2 separate regions of the Homo sapiens genome follow, and region 2 is linked to region 1. A link is a loop called in an ENCODE intact Hi-C map of the cell type or tissue named here. Cell type or tissue: ascending aorta. All regions are shown on one strand. Links, peaks and the distances in the headings refer to the core of each region. The heading gives the core; the rest is flanking DNA. Region 1 has its middle 40 kb from the start of CARTPT. Region 2 overlaps BDP1 (BDP1 general transcription factor IIIB subunit).

Region 1 (5,384 bases), core at 334-5,333:
ATTTTGAGATACGTCCCATCAACACTTAATTTATTGAGAGATTTTAGCATGAAGCGTTGTTGAATTTTGTCAAAGGACTTTTCTGCATCTATTGAGATAATCATGTGGTTTTTGTCTTTGGTTCTGTTTATATGCTGGATTACATTTATTGATTTGCATATGTTGAACCAGCCTTGCATCCCAGGGATGAAGCCCACTTGATCATGGTGGATAAGCTTTTTGATGTGTTGCTGGATTCGGTTTGCCAGTATTTTATTGAGGATTTTTGCATCGATGTTCATCAAGGCTATTGGTCTAAAATTCTCTTTTTTGGTTGTGTCTCTGCCAGGCTTTGGTATCAGGATGATGCTGGCCTCATAAAATGAGTTAGGGAGGATTCCCTCTTTTTCTATTGATTGGAATAGTTTCAGAAGGAATGGTACCAGCTCCTCTTTGTACCTCTGGTAGAATTCGGCTGTGAATCCATCTGGTCCTGGACTTTTTTTGGTTGGTAAGCTATTGATTATTGCCTGAATTTCAGAGCCTGTTATTGGTCTATTCAGAGATTCAACTTCTTCCTGGTTTAGTCTTGGGAGGATGTATGTGTCGAGGAATTTATCCATTTCTTCTAGATTTTCTAGTTTATTTGCATAGAGGTGTTTGTAGTATTCTCTGATGGTAGTTTGTATTTCTGTGGGATCGGTGGTAATATCCCCTTTATCATTTTTTATTGTATCTATTTGATTCTTCTCTCTTTTCTTCTTTATTAGTCTTGCTAGCGGTCTATCAATTTTGTTGATCCTTTCAAAAAACCAGCTCCTGGATTCATTAATTTTTTGAAGGGTTTTTTGTGTCTCTATTTCCTTCAGTTCTGCTCTGATCTTAGTTATTTCTTGCCTTCTGCTAGCTTTTGAATGTGTTTGCTCTTGCTTTTCTAGTACTGGTACCAAAACAGAGATATAGACCAATGGACAGAATAGACCCCTCAGAAATAATGCCGCATATCTACAACTATCTCATCTTTGACAAACCTGACAAAAACAAGAAATAGGGAAAGGATTCCCTATTTAATAAATGGTGCTGGGAAAACTGGCTAGCCATATGTAGAAAGCTGAAACTGGATCCCTTCCTTACACCTTATACAAAAATCAATTCAAGATGGATTAAAGACTTAAACGTTAGACCTAAAACCATAAAAACCCTAGAAGAAAACCTAGGCAATACCATTCAGGACATAGACATGGGCAAGGACTTCATGTCTAAAACACCAAAAGCAATGGCAACAAAAGCCAAAATTGACAAATGGGATCTAATTAAACTAAAGAGCTTCTGCACAGCAAAAGAAACTACCATCAGAGTGAACAGGCAACCTACAGAATGGGAGAAAATTTTTGCAACCTACTCATCTGACAAAGGGCTAATATCCAGAATCTACAATGAACTAAAACAAATTTACAAGAAAAAAACAAACAACCCCATCAAAAAGTGGGCGAAGGACATGAACAGACACTTCTCAAAAGAAGACGTTTATGCAGCCAAAAAACACATGAAAAAATGCTCATCATCACTGGCCATCAGAGAAATGCAAATCAAAACCACAATTAGATAACATCTCACACCAGTTAGAATGGCGATCATTAAAAAGTCAGGAAACAACAGGTGCTGGAGAGGATGTGGAGAAATAGGAACACTTTTACACTGTTGGTGGGACTGTAAACTAGTTCAACCATTGTGGAAGTCAGTGTGGCGATTCCTCAGGGATCTAGAACTAGAAATACCATTTGACCCAGCCATCCCATTAGTGGGTATATACCCAAAGGATTATAAATCATGCTGCTATAAAGACACATGCACACGTATGTTTATAGCGGCACTATTCACAATAGCAAAGACTTGGAACCAACCTAAATGTCCAACAACGATAGACTGGATTAAGAAAATGTGGCACATATACACCATGGAATACTATGCAGCCATAAAAAATGATGAGTTCATGTCCTTTGCAGGGACATGGATGAAACTGGAAACCATCATTCTCAGCAAACTATCGCAAGGACAAAAAACCAAACACCTCATGTTCTCACTCATAGGTGGGAATTGAACAATGAGAACACATGGACACAGGAAGGGGAACATCACACACCAGGGACTGTTATGGGGTGGGGTGAGAGGGGAGGGATAGCATTAGGAGATATACCTAATGCTAAATGACGAGTTAATGGGTGCAGCACACCAACATGGCACATGTATACATATGTAACAAACCTGCACGTTGTGCACATGTACCCTAGAACTTAAAGTATAATAATAATAAAATTTAAAAAAAAAAGATGGGCAAAGGACCTGAGAAGACATTTCTCAAAAAAAAAAAAAAAAAAAGACATACAAATGGCCAGCAGGTATATTTTACAATGCTCACTTCACTCACTAATCATCAGGGAAAGGCAAATCAAACCCACAGTGAGATACCATCTCACATCTGTTAGAATGTTTATTATCAAATATATGAAATATAACAAGTGTTGGTAAGAATGTGATGAAAAGGGAACCCTTGTACACTGTTGGTGAGAATGTAAATTAGTATAACCATCATGGAAAACCGTATTGAGCTTCCTCAAATATTAAAAATAGAACTACCACATGATCCAGCAATCCCACTACTGGGTGTACATCCAAAGGAAGTGAAATCAGTATGTCTCAGAGACATCTGCATTTCCATGTTCATTGCAGCACTATTTACAATAGCCAAGTTAAGGAATCAACCTCAGTGTTCACCAGTGGATGAATGGGTGAAGAAAATGTGGTATATATACACAATAGAACATGATTCTGCTTTGAAAAGAAGAAAATCTTGTCATTTGTAACAACATGGATCAACCTGAAAGACATTATGCTAAGTGGAATAAGCCAGGCCCAGAAAGACAAATACTGCATGAGAGGTTCCATTTATATGTGGAATCTCAAAAAGTAGAACTCATGGAAGTAGAGAGTAGAATGGTGGTTGCCAGGGGCTGGAGGGCAGGGAAGTGGGGGTCTGTCTGGGGACACACAAAGTTTCAGTTAGATAAGAGGAATAAGCTCAAGAGATCTATTGCACATCATGTTGACTATAGTTAATAATAATATATTGCATATTTGAAGTTTGCTAAGAGAGTAGAGTTTAAGTTTTCAGCACAAAAAAAAATGCTAAGCATGTGAGGTACTGCATACGTTAATCTACTTGATTCAGCTATACCATAATGTTTACGTATATCAAGACATCATGTTATACACCATAAGCATATACAAGTTTTATTTGTCAATTTAGAAAATAAAAAATCACAGCTGAAACACCTATATGGCTTGGGTAGATCCTGTCCCTGACTGCGGTGTTCTCTTTCTGCTGCAGAGGGCAGTGGAAGACCAGTCTCTTCGGTGCCTGGCCTCAGCATTTTAGAGCAGGACTACTCAGAACTGCGTCAAGGCCAGCGTTCAACGTGACAACTCTTTCTTCCACGGCAGGTTCATCGTGAGGTTAAAGACCCATGACCCCAGAGACTGGGCCTGTTTCCCTGCTCTTCCCATATGAATCAGACATTAAAAGCAAGAGCTGCTAAAATAAAAATGATTAAGCCCTGCCAAGTCTGTGATTCTGGAAGTGGTGAATATGACGTTTCTTAGGGGTGGGGGTTCTGGGGATACGTCTACAAGTAAGTCCTCTTCCTGTCTGTGGCACAGCCTTCTTCACACCCAAGAGGGGCACCTTTATTCCTTTCCACACACACAAGATTTTAACCGTAGCTGCTTTCCTTAGAATAATGCCTCTCATGCTAAACAGATTCCTCACTATCGTCTCACTTTCCAGCTGAGAACTGGTGGCCCTGCATCCAGAGCAGGCACATGGCTCCAGAACGGCTCTGGACACTGCTGTGGATCCAAGCAGCAACTACCCTCTTGCTGTTGTTACTAGTTGATACTTTGCAGAAATGGCATCAGACCCCTCCTATGGATCTTGACTTTCCTGTTGTTCAGTCGGCAGTGGGTTGCAGATACTTTTCATGCAGCTTTACGAACCTATGGATCTGCCTCATCCTCTGCACCTGTTGTACCCATTCCCTATGTGCTCACATTAAAGTGCTCCCCTGCCAATGAATATTTGGGCTGTTTCTATTCTGGGTTGTTTTTTATTTTTAATTTTTGTAGGTACATAGTGGGTGTATATATTTATGGGGTACATGAGATATTTTGACACAGGCATGCAATGTGTAATAATCACATCATGGTAAATAAGGTATCCATCTCCTCAAACATTTATCCTTTGTGTTACAAACAATCCAATTACACATTTTTAGTTATTTTAATGTAGAATTAAATTATTTTTTACTATAGTCACTCTGTTGTGCTAGAAAATACTAGGTCTTACTCATTCTTTCTATTTTTTGTACCCATTAACCCTCCTCACTTCCTCCACCTCCCCCTACTACTCTTCCCAGTCTCTGGTAACCATCCTACTCCCTAGCTCCATGAGTACAATTGTTTTAATTTTTAGCTCCCACAAATAAATAAGAATATGCAAAGCTTGTCTTTCTGTGCCTGGCTTGTGGTTTTTTGTTTGTTTGTTTGTTTGTTTGTTTTACAGAGTCTCACTCTGTCACCCAGGCTGGAGCGCAGTGGCATGATCTCAGCTCACCGCAACCTCTGCCTCCCAGGTTCAAGCAATTCTCCTGCCTCAGCCTCCTGAGTAGCTGGGATTACAGGTGAGCACCACCACACCTGGCTAATTTTTGTATTTTTAGTAGAGACAGGGTTTCACCATGTTGGCCAGGCTGGTCTCAAACTCCTGGCCTCAAGTGATCTGCCCACCTTAGCCTCCCAAAGGGCTGGGATTACAGGTGTGAGCCACCAGGCCCAGCTGATTGTTTCTAGTTTTTATTATCATAAATAATATTGCACTGAATAGCTGCACATCTGTAAATATTTTGCCACAGTACGTTCTAAGAAGTAAAATTGCTGGACATAAGATATACAACTTTAAAATTTCAATATGATTTTAAGCCTCTCTCCACCTGACCTTGGGCATGATGAGCAGATGGAAAAAGGTCCACAGAGCCCAGCAGCAACATGTCTAGGACACCTCCGCCTGCACAGGGGGCAGAGCCTGTTCCCTTGAGAGTTTCTGAAGTGGGCTCCACAACAGATTTTTAAAAACCCTCAGTGGACAAAAGTCTACTCACGCTGCTTTGGTAGAATTGGACATAGCCAAGGAGCTCATCAGAAAAGGAGCTGCTAGTCACAGGCAGCAACAAACCCACCTCCACACAGGGATCCACTGTGGGGCTGCAATAACTGCTCCTTCTCTGAGTGATACAGGACATTCTGAGGAAGTAGATGTGATACCATCCAGATCCTACAGAAGACATAGGATC
Region 2 (5,384 bases), core at 239-5,238, 280 kb after region 1:
GCAAACTCAAAACTAAAGCTAGGCATATCATCGTCATACAGCTGAATACTAAAATTAAAAAAAAAAAATCCTGAAAACAGCCAGAGAAATATAATTAATCATATATGAGGCAAGAACGATATGATTACTGTCGACTTTTCATCAGCAACACTGAAAGCCAGGAGACGATACAATGACATCTTTAAAAGACCAAAAAGAAAAAACTGTCAAACTGGCAAAATATATCATTCAAAAACAAGGCTGAAAGGCTGAAATAAAAACATTCAGATAAATGAAAGCTCAGAAAATTTTTCAACAGTAGACCTGTCATTTGGACCTACAGGAAGAAATGAAAACACCAAAAATGGTAAATAAATAGTTAAATGCTAAAAACTAGCTTTTTTCTACTTGATTTCCTTAAAAGACAAAAGACTCATATATATCTATATGTAGAGAGAGAGAGCTGTTTTTTTGTTTGCTTGTTTTTGTTTTTGTTTTTGAGACAGAGTTTTGCTCTTGTTACCCAGGCTAGAGTCCAATGGCATGATTTCGGCCATCGCAACCTCCACCTCCCGGGTTCAAGCGACTCTCCTGCCTCAGCCTCCCGAGTAGCTGGGATTACAGGCATGTGCCACCACGCCTGGCTAATTTTGTATTTTTAGTAGAGACAGGGTTCCTCCATGTTGGTCAGCCTGGTCTCGAACTCCCAACCTCAGGTGATCCGCCTGCCTCGGCCTCCCAAAGTGCTCGGATTACAGGCGTGAATCACCGCACCCGGCTGTTTATTTTTGTTTTTAAGGCCAGTAGAGTAGGATAAAAGAAATTTATCTGGGCCAGGTATGGTGGCTCAGCCTGCAATCCCTGCACTCTGGGAGGCTGAGGCGGCAGATTGCTTGAGCCCAGGAGTTTGAGACCAGCCTGGGCGACATGGCAAAACCCCATCTCTACAAAAAAATAGAAAAATTAGGTGGGCATAGTGACACATGCCTGTAGTTGGGCACTTGGGATGCTGAGATGGAAGGATTACTTGAGCTCAAGAGGCTGAAGCTGCAGGTAGCCACAATCACACTACTGCACTCCAGCCTGGGCAACAGAGAGTGAGACCCTATATCAAAAAAAAAAAAGAAAAAATTTGTCTGAACATGGGTCAGCTGGTGTTTAAAAAAAATTTTTAATATTAAAAAAGAAATCTGTAATCAGTTGTGATCATTTAGTTGTAAACACCAGTGCACTTGGACCAGCTGCCTCATTAAACTATTATAAAATAAGTTCACTGTAAGGTGAATTTAAAAATATATAGGGCTAAGTGCAGTGTCTCATGCCTGTAACGCCAGCACTTTGAGAGGCTGAAGCAGGAGGATTGCTTGAGCCTAGGAATTTGAGACAAACCTAGGCAACACAGTAAGACCTCTTCTCTACAAAAAATAAAAAATTTAGTCAAGCACAGTAGCGCACACCTGTGGTCCAGGAGGCTGAGGCAGGAGGATTGCTTGAGCCCAGGAGGTCATGGCGGCAGTGAGCTATGGTTGCACCGCTGCACTCCAGCCCGAGCAACAAAGACCCTGTCTCGAAAGAAAAAAAAAGAAAAGGAAAGGAAAAAGAGGCTGGGCTCGGTGGCTCATGCCTATAATCCCCGCACTTTGGGAGGCTGAGGTAGGCAGACCACTTGAAGTAAGGAAGTTTGAGACGAGCCTGGCCAACATAGCAAAACCCCATCTCTACTTAAAAAAAAAAAAAGGTGGGGGGGCCGGGCACGATGGCTCACGCCTGTAATTCCCAGCACTTTGGGAGGCCGAGGTGGGCAGATCACGAGGTCAAGAGATCAAGACCATCCTGGCTAACAGGGTGAAACCCCGTCTCTACTAAAAATACGAAAAATTAGCCAGGCGTGGTGGCGGGCGCCTGTAGTCCCAGCTACTCGGAAGGCTGAGGCAGGAGAATGGTGTGAACCCGGGAGGCGGAGCTTGCAGTGAGCCTAGACCGCGCCACTGCACTCCAGCCTGGGTGACAGAGCGAGACTCCATCTCAAAAAAAAGAAAATTAGCTGGGCGTGGTGGCACGCGCCTGTAATTCCAAGCTACTCAGGAGGCTGAAGCAGGAGAAGGGCTTGAACCTGGAAAGCAGAGGATGCAGTGAACTGAGATCGTGCCACTGCACTCCAGCCTGGATGACAGAGCGAGACTCTGTCTAAAAAAAAAGGGAAAAAAAAGTCAAAGCTGGCCATGTTATTTGGGGCTATGGAAAAAACAAACAAATAAAAGGCTGAGATTTTCAGGAGCTTCGTGGTTGGTGAATGCAACCACGTGCTGGGAGGTCAGTGCACCCCAACTCCTCCAGCAGAAGTGCCTGCATTCAAGACCCTTCCAGACCGTACTCTATGAATCTCTTCATCTGTATCCCTTATAATATCCTTTATAATAAACCAATAAACAGCTGGTTCAGTGTGCTGAACTTTGCTAGCAGCTGAGAAAGGAAGCTAGAAAGAGGCAAGCTCCTGATGCAAAGGTTGGCGTGCAGCATAATTTAGGCCTTAGAGAAGCTGGGGTTTTAACACTTCACAAGATGTGTTTTCTCAAAGCTGCCAGTTCTTTTAGAACTCATCAAATTAGGCTGCTCCAACCAGCTTTACAGGGAATGGATTTAAGGCAAATCTTGTGTTTAAAGAGATTTAGAGGAAGCCTGAAGAGGAAAGTGGACAGATTGTGAAGAAAATCCGTGGTATTTTTGCCTTTAAGGTGAAGAATGAATGGCCTAGGGGGTAAAGAAGCCACCTAGTGGTGGAGGTAAAGAACACAAAGGATCAGTGCTTTCTAACTCTAACTCAGATGAGAAAGCTGACCACACAATCACAAAGACTGACTAGGATTTACTGGCTTTAGTGATTGAAGTGGTAAAATGAATCCTCAGTTCTCCTTCTTTCAAGGCAAAGGGAAAATCACTGGCAATATGAAGTTACAAAGTTTTCAGCTTCAGCCGAGCAAAGGTAAGCTGCGAGGAACTCCCTTTGGCTACTTTTGAAAATCAAGATATCTCATCTCACAGATAGGAATTCATACAATTTCATTGTCAGAATTTAGGCTGAAACTACACATTGAAAAATAACATGAGATAGATTTGTTTTAAAAGGTGTGACCAATCCTGGTTTTCCTAACCTCTGGGTGAATACAGCCTGATAATGAACTACTGCTTTGCTGAACTGGAAACAACTGTGCATTACAAAGTTAATACGTTATTTATGGCCTGGAGTAAAACTGAGTTTCAGAATAAAATTAGGAACAGCAAAATACAAAAAAAGTACATAAACAAAAGCTCCCATTTTGCTTATGAAGTGCACTGAAGGGCCAGGCACAGTGGCTCATGCCTGTAATCCCAACACTTTGGGAGGGCAAGGCAAGAGGATCACTTGAGTCAAGGAGTTCGAAACCAACCTGGGCAACACAGTGAGACTTAGTCTCTACAAAAAAATTTTTTTAATTAGCTGGGCATAGTGGCATGTGCCTGTAGTCCCAGCTACCTAGGAAGCCGAGGTGGGAGGATCATTTGAGCCCAGCAGGTAAGAGGCTGCAGTGAGCCAGGACAGAGGCTGCAGTGAGCCGTAATCATGCCCATGTACTCCACACTGTGTAACAGAGCGAGGCTCTGTCTCAAAAAAAAAATTAAAATAAAGTACATTTAAGGATTATTCTGCTGAAGATGTAATTTAAGAGTTCCCTGGATGAACTAGAGAAGAAAAAGACTACCAATAGCTGGCAAGTAATTAGTGTTATGCATTTAATAACCTTAATCAGTAATAATTAATAATTCTTAAAATTTTATACTGGGGGCCAGGCATGGTGGCTCACGCCTGTAATCCCAGCACTTTGGGAGGCCAAGGAGGGTGGATCATATATTTTTTTTTTTTTCAGACAGAGTCTTGCTCTGTTGCCTACGCTGGAGTGCAGTGATGCAATTTCGGTTCACTGCAACCTCTCCCTCCCGGGTTCAAGCAATTCTCTTGCCTTAGCCTCCCGAGTAGCTAGGACTACAAGTGCCTGCCACCACACCTGGCTAATTTTTGTATTTTAATAGGATCGGGGTTTCATCATGTTGGCCAGGCTGGTCTTGGACTCCACACCTCAAGTGACCCACCCCCCTCAGCCTCCTAAAGTGCTAGGATTACAGGCGTGAGTCACCACGCCTGGCCAACCTCAGGAGTCAGAGACCCACCTGAGCAACCTGATGAAAACTCATCTGTACAAAAAAATACAAAAATTAGCTGGGCATAGTGGTGTTAGTGGTGTGCACCTATAGTCCCAACTTCTTGGGAGGCTAAGGCAGGGGATTGCTTGAGCCTGGGAGGTGGAGTTTGCAGTCAGCCAAGATCATGCCATTGCACTCCAGCCTGGACAACAGAGCAAGACTGTCTCAAAAAAAAAAAAAATCAAAATTTGTGGGACACAGCTCTAGTGATGCTTAAAAGGAAATGTACAGGCCAGGCACGGTGGCTCATGCCTGTAATCTTAGCACTTTGGGAGGCTGAGGCAGGAGGATCACGAGGTCAGGAGATCGAGACCACCCTGGCTAACATGGTGAAACCCCATCTCTACTAAAAATACAAAAAAATTAGCTGGGCATGGTGGTGGGCGCCTGTAGTCCCAGCTACTCGGGAGGCTGAGGCAGGAGAATGGCATGAACCCGGGAGGCGGAGCTTGCAGTGAGCCGAGATCCGCCACTGCACTCCAGCCTGGGCGACAGAGCAAGACTCTGTGTCAAAAAAAACGAAATGTATAGCTTTAAATGTCTACTTTAAAAAAGAAGGCTTTAAAATCAGTGCTCTAAGTTTTCATCTTAAGAAGCTAGAAAAGGGAATTGAACAATGAGAACACATGGACACAGGAAGGGGAACATCACACACCGGGGCCTGTTGTGGGGTGGGGGGAGGGCGGAGGGATAGCATTAGGAGATATACCTAATGTTAAATGACGAGTCAATGGGTGCAGCACACCAACATGGCACATGTACATATATGTAACAAATCTGCACGTTGTGCACATGTACCCTAAAACTTAAAGTATAATAAATAAATAAAGAAGCTAGAAAAACAAACACAAAGTAAATGGAAGGAAGTGCTAAACAGTAACAAAAAAAAATCAATAAAAACACACCAACAATTGGAAACCTAAAACTTACATTAAGAAGCCAGGCGCAGTGGCTCACGCCCATAATTCCAGCACTTTGGGAGGCCGAGGCAGGCGGATCACAAGGTCAGGAGATAGGATCATCCTGGCTAACACAGTGAAACTCCGTCTCAACTAAAAATACAAAAAATTAGCTGGGCGTGGTGGCGGGTGCCTGTAGTCCCAGCTACTCGGGAGGCTGAGGCAGGAGAAGGGCATGAACCCAGGAGGCGGAGCTTGCAGTGAGCC

Evidence for each region. Peaks named below come from ENCODE experiments on the same cell type or tissue, not always from the same donor. Only the 100,000 strongest peaks of a DNase experiment are listed, where the experiment ranks them.
Region 2: it touches region 1 in a loop (6-fold over the local background); 33 of 110 quality-filtered maps call a loop at or near these places.

Annotation. Positions count from the first base shown.
Region 1 is chr5:71,756,111-71,761,494 of GRCh38, reverse strand. It overlaps the pseudogene LOC100422013. Among named protein-coding and RNA genes, the nearest start is that of CARTPT, 40 kb to the right of the region's middle. In ascending aorta, for the core only: a CTCF peak has its summit at 3,355 (motif pointing right); a DNase peak (open chromatin) is centred at 3,434; H3K4me3 peaks cover 870 bases; H3K27ac peaks cover 638 bases.
Region 2 is chr5:71,473,344-71,478,727 of GRCh38, reverse strand. The region is part of intron 7 of BDP1 (BDP1 general transcription factor IIIB subunit); the gene reads right to left. It also overlaps the pseudogene LOC100419852. Among named protein-coding and RNA genes, the nearest start is that of BDP1, 20 kb to the right of the region's middle. In ascending aorta, for the core only: a CTCF peak has its summit at 2,760 (motif pointing left); no DNase peak of the experiment used is centred there.